Regions from separate parts of the Homo sapiens genome. Here region 1 is linked to region 2. Evidence: chromatin contacts called from ENCODE Hi-C or POLR2A ChIA-PET data. All regions are on one chromosome and are shown on one strand. The core of a region is the stretch at or near the end of the contact, and the rest is flanking DNA. Distances in the headings are between cores, read along the strand shown.

What was found. A loop is a pair of places that touch in the nucleus more often than their neighbours do. ChIA-PET counts read pairs that join two places held with the same protein, here RNA polymerase II (POLR2A). Pooled maps may share reads with other maps.
Region 1: a map with no recorded cell type shows a loop between it and region 2 (2.1-fold over the local background). The contact joins the enhancer-like site here to the promoter of PRR29 in region 2. A Hi-C loop is called at or near these places in 35 of 168 maps with a recorded cell type or tissue (B cell, CD4-positive, alpha-beta T cell, CD4-positive, alpha-beta memory T cell and 21 more), 22 of 37 single-sample maps with no recorded cell type and 28 of 50 pooled maps. POLR2A ChIA-PET finds 5 or more read pairs at or near these places in 17 of 52 experiments (AG04450, B cell, CD4-positive, alpha-beta memory T cell and 11 more).

Annotation. Positions count from the first base shown.
Region 1 is chr17:63,953,302-63,956,001 of GRCh38, forward strand. All of the region lies in intron 13 of SCN4A (sodium voltage-gated channel alpha subunit 4), which reads right to left. Among named protein-coding and RNA genes, the nearest start is that of SCN4A, 18 kb to the right of the region's middle. Within about 2 kb of position 1,315, at least 8 of the 41 ENCODE cell types and tissues checked have a DNase peak (open chromatin) inside an H3K27ac peak, as active enhancers do; they include B cell, CD4-positive, alpha-beta T cell, CD8-positive, alpha-beta T cell and 4 more, where a contact is called at or near this core.
Region 2 is chr17:63,996,985-63,999,684 of GRCh38, forward strand. It overlaps PRR29 (proline rich 29), which reads left to right and starts at 1,367. Exons shown (of 6, transcript NM_001164257.2): 1 at 1,367-1,440; 2 at 1,723-1,798; 3 at 1,984-2,090. The coding sequence starts at 1,381. It overlaps PRR29-AS1 (PRR29 antisense RNA 1), which reads right to left. Exons shown (of 3, transcript NR_126169.1): 1 at 1,341-2,700; 2 at 781-938; 3 at 1-279. RefSeq lists a silencer at 1,250-1,299 and an enhancer at 1,553-2,530.

The sequences.
Region 1 (2,700 bases), core at 65-2,564, 44 kb before region 2:
GTGAGTCGAGATCACGCCATTGCACTCCAGCCGGGGCGACAGAGCGAGACTCCATCTCAAAACAAAACAAAACAAAAAAACAAAAAACAAACAAAAAACCCATCAATACAAGTAGAGCACACAGTAGGCACTCAACGCATGTTGGCTGTTATTATGTTTGAAATAATAGAAAGCTATACAAGGTGCTCCAGCCTGGCCAACATGGTGAAACCATGTACTAAAAATACAAAAATTAGCTGGGCGTGGTGGTGCACCTATAATCCCAGCTACTTGGGAGGCTGAGGCAGGAGAATCACTTGAACCCGGGAGGCGGAGGTTGCAGTGAGCCCAGATTGCACCCACTGCACTCCAGCCTGGGTGACAGTGCGAGACCCTGCCTTGAAGAAAAAAAAAAAAAGAAAAAGAAAAAGAAAGAAAGAAAGAAAGTTATACAAGGTGTAGGAAGAGTGTGGTGAACTCTGAGGCCAGCTCAGCATTTTATAGATGAGTAAACTGAGTCCTAGAGAGGTGGCGTGGCCTGCTCTAGGACACAGAGCATAGCCAGGACTCGAACCAGGATTCTAGTCATTGTATAACTTTAGAAGGCATCTTTCACTTAGCCTACAAGGTGAATGGCAGCCCTGAAGGTCTTTAATGTGGTCACCCTTCCTTCTACCAGTCTGCCTGGCCCTGGGCAGTGGGAGGAAGGAGAATCCTGGCTGGGGTGAGGGTCCCAGCTCCCATCAGCCAGAAGCATAGCCAGGTTCTTCCTCGGAGCCCTGGGGGAGTGAGAGGGCATGGGGAATTGGGGAGCCTGCACTTGCAGATCCGCCACCCTTGGCCGTCTCCTCGGCGGGTCTCACTCCTGGCTCTCACCAGCCTCCTCCAAGGTCTTCTCGTCATTGTCTTCACTACATTCTGTTGATTATATTCTGTTAATCATGTTAAATACTCTCTTTAAAAACTATCTGAAAACGCTCTTTGAGAGAATGTGCTAGGGGAATTTCCATGGCTCCCTTCCTCCCCGCCATGTCCCCTAGAGGCTTTTCTGCCTTTGCCCCCCACCAAAACGCATTAGTCTTTCTTCTCCCTCTCTGGGGGGAGGCATCCAGTTGCCAGAAACACATCTGAGATGGGAATTAGCTGCTCTCTGGGTCAGCAGGGTTTGCACACGGCTCCTGCCCAAGACAGAAATAGCTGCCCCAGGCATGGGGGAAGGGAGGAGGGGAGGGGGCCGACATCAATTTCCCTGGGGGTTCTGTGCTTTGGGTTACCTAGTCACTTCCTCTTCTTCTTCACAGTTACCCGCAGGAAGTGACCAAGTGCCATAGGTGCAGGGGATGCGGGTCCTCACACTCTCTGGCAGGGTGCCCTGGTGGCCTCTGGCAGACACCTGCTTCTCTGAAGCCTGGGGAGGTGGTGGGAGGGGACAGTGCCCAAGGAGCTGACAGTGCCACCTCCCTGGGCCGTTCCACTCCCTCTGAGCAAACTGGGAGAGCCACAGAGCTGGGCTGGGAAAGGATGTCAGTGGTGTGTTCGTGTGTGCATGTCTGTGTGATAGGGGTGACAGGCACACAGAAGCAGGGCCTGTACTGGTTCCAGACTCTGCAGCCAGATTGCAGGGGCTCCCGTCCCACACACGGGACAGACTCACCTCCCTGAGCCCCTGTTTCCTCATCTATAAAACATGAACCAGCGCGCCCCTCACAGGTGGGCGTGAGGATGAGGTGAAATGAATACATGTGAAGCACCCAGAATGCTGGGTAAATGCTAAATAAATGTCAGCTGTCACCATGCTTCTGCTGATGCTGACGTTATCATTATTACGATACTGTTGTCATTGATGTTATCGTTACTGGAGTTACATGGACCCAGTTCCAGCACCAGCTCTGTTTCTCACTAGTTGTGTGGTTCTGGGCAGTGCCTCCTCGAGAGTGTGGAAATAACATTACCTGTCTCATGGGGTGGCTGAGAGAATTAGGGGCAATGCCAGTAACTCCCTTTGGCAGGGACTGACATACAGTAGGCCCCCCACTGCCAATACAGGAGCATCGCCCTGGTGGCGGGAACCTAAACCAGCACTGCCCTGCCGCACGCCTGCAACACCTGTACTCCCAGCCACGTGGCCAGGCACTTTGGTAAGCACTTGTAAGCGCATGCGTAACATAATCCTTGCAACCACCCAGTGAAAGAGTCATCCCCATTTTCATCCCCGTTTTCCAGATGGGAAAACTGAGGCCCAAAGGGTTAAATAACGGGCTCGAGGTTTCCCAGTCAGTGAGTGGCAAAGTGGGGATTTAAAACGTTTCTGAGTTTCCACACATAGAAACAGCAACTCCCTGAAGACTCAGTCACCCCCAAGTCCTTAGACTTACATCAACAAACTCCTACTCAGGGTCTGCTCTCCCCATCCCCAATCCTGCCCCAAAGTTGGGCCCGGGCACCTTCCCTCTCTCTCCCCACTCCCTAAGACCCTCCTTTCAGGGACAGGAGGCCTGGGTTCTCCTCTGTAGCTGCAGCATAGTCTTCTTCTGCAGCTGAGGTGACACCCCCTTCCCTCTCTTGGTGCTGCCCCCAGCCAGAGATCAGCAATATCTGAGAAGCTCTGTCGCTGCAGCTCAGGGATTCCATAGGCCTTTGGGGAACATGGGGACAGGCGTCTTCCCAGTCCCTGTTGCCCAGGGCAGCACCAGCCACTGCAGGGGGCAGCTGGGCACAGCA
Region 2 (2,700 bases), core at 117-2,616:
CTGATAGCGCCCGTCTTCCCCTGCTGCTTGGCCCCATCAAGGACTGACTTCCTTGGAACTCCATCCCTCAGCGGTCAAGTCCTCTCTTTTTCATTATCCCCGGGGCGTAGTCTTATCTTTCTGCTCTCTTTCCATGGATACATTTTCACTTCCCAACAATGCTGGGACAAGTGACCATACTGCTTATGCCTCCAGGGTTCAGATGGCACATTGCACACGCAGACACTTCCTTGGTCAAGGTTTGTTGATGATGAGCAAAATGGCTTGTTCTCTTTCTACCTGGAATGAGAATGGAGATGGAGAGAGGCATCTCTGTGTTCTACTCACTGGGGGGCTGTGACCCCAGTGCCTGGATCTCAGCTTGTTAATGGCTGTTGAAGCCATAAGACCCATGGGGACAGTAAAGTAATGCCCACAAGCCTGCTCCCCTAGAGACAGGTACTACGGAGCAAAGGAGGAGGTGGGAATGGTCTTTCTGGTTCTTACTCCAGGACTGGCAGGAAGGGGAGCTGACATGGAGAGTGGGGGAAGGGCTACTCGGGGTGCTAAGCCCAGCTTCCTGTCTGGATTTTCCTTGACTGCTGCCGGGGGCCTATCTTAGGATGGTCACAGCTGCAGAAATAGATCTCCCCCTTCACCTGTTCTTAAGCAAGGAAGACCTTGCTAACTTCCTGTCAAAAGAACGCGTGCTTTGGTAACTTTTCCAGTACGGGAGACAGTACTGGGGACGCGGGTGCTGAAGTCACCACGATTTTCCTCGTCTGAGGAGCAGTGGCTCACCTTGGCCAGGAAACAGGGCAAATAGCCGCAAGGAGAGAGGCGAGAAGCCGGCCACGTGTTTCCAGCCAGAGTCCTCAGCCTCTTCCGTGAATTCGGGCGGTGTTTCCTTCCTTGGTCTGCTCCAGAAACCACTCTTTCCTGGCAGGAAGCCCCTCTCTCTGTCAGAGTGACAGGGAACAGACCCTTTGTCCTCCTCACTCGTCTGCCCTAGCCCCCAGCCTGCTCCTGCAAAAGTCTCTGTTTCTCCTGAACTTTTCAGCTGAGTCAATCGGGCTCTGGGACCCCGAAACCAAGCCTCCCCAGTCACTCGCTTATTCACTCAACAAACACACCCCCCTTCCCCGCACTAACCCAGGCCCAGTTCTGGGAACCAGCAAGGGGAGGGGAGGGGAGCCCCGAGCAGCGCGGCGGGAGGTGGACATGCCGGGGAGGAGACTGGCCTCCTGGTGGCGGGGGAGGGCTCCTGGGGACCCCAAGTCCGCGGAGGAGGAGACAGGAGGGAGCAGGGAGATGGAAGACCCAGGAGCACGGGCGGGCTCCGCGCATGCGTGGGAAGAGACCTTGGCGTCCTCGGCGTCGCCAAGGCAACCGGCGCCAGCCATGGCCTCTGGGGCGGGCGGAAGCTGGGGTCGCTCCCCACCGCAGAGCGCAGTCCCGACGGTGAGGGCTGAGCCCGGGAGCAGATCCTGCCTTAGCTTGGGAGACGGCAGAGTGGGGAGCTGTCCCTGGAGGGGCCAGATCCTGGAGGGGTGGGGGACGAGGAGAGACAGCCCCAAACCGAGAGGAAGAGGCGTGGCAGGGAGCAGGGAGGCCGCGGGGCGGGGAGGAGAGAACCTGGCCCCTGCGGGGTTAGGGAGGCCACTGGCCGGGGGGGTTGGGGCTCGCGACGTGTCCCCATCCATTCCCCCCACCCCACCTGGCTGACTCCGCGCACACCCCCAGCCCTGGGTCACCTTCCTGCAGCCCCTCTCGTGGGCCGTCCCACCTGCGCCCCCGCAGCCAGGCCGCGTGAAGGAAGGTGAGACTCCCGGGTCCCCCCACCCCACCCCCACCATCACCACCACTCACCCTCTTCTGCCTCGCACATCCTCTGGGAGTCCCCGCAGCACAACCCGCCAACCCATTCTTCACCCCCGGGACAGGGGTGTCAGGGGGAGGGGGACTCGGAGGCCCGGCGTGGGCTTGCTGAACCCCGCTTCCTAGACCTGCTGGAACTGATGATGCTGCAGAACGCGCAGATGCACCAGCTGCTGCTGAGTCGCCTGGTGGCTGGAGCGCTGCAGCCCCGGCCTGCCTCGCCCTGCCCTCAGGTGCGTGTGGGTGGGCCGCCGGGGTCGCTCACCTGTGGGTCCAGGGATGCGGATCCACCTGGGGTTCCTGTTCAGGGGGGAAAAGAACTGGGAGACAGAGGAGCAGGAAGCCAGCCCGTCTCTCTGGCTGGGGCTGTTTGGCATCTGTCATGTTTCAGCCTCCATGAAAGGTTGGGGCGGGGAAGAGACCCCCCAAAGTCCAGACCACCGAGGTCTTGTTTTCAAGGAGGTTTCCCTGTAGTGCCTCCCCCACTGGACTTAAGGCTCCAGGAAGGTAGGCACCCTGGTAACCCTGCCCCATGCATCATGAGCGTCTGGCCTGGTGCCTGACACCGTGTAGGGGCTCAGCTGATATTTGTTGAACGAGTGAATGAATAAATGAATGGTTAGGGATACAAAGCCAGGTTGGCTGTGATGGCACATGGAGAGGTACAAAGCACAAGTGCACATAGGGTTGGGGGATGGGGACAGGCTCCTTGGAGGAGCAGAGGATCTTAGAACCAGCCCTTGAAAGCCAGGTAGGATTTTGACCCTTGGAGGAGGCGAAGGGTGTGTCCCCCATCCAGGCTGGCAGGGGCAGAGTCAGGAGACAGAATGGGGGAAACCGTGT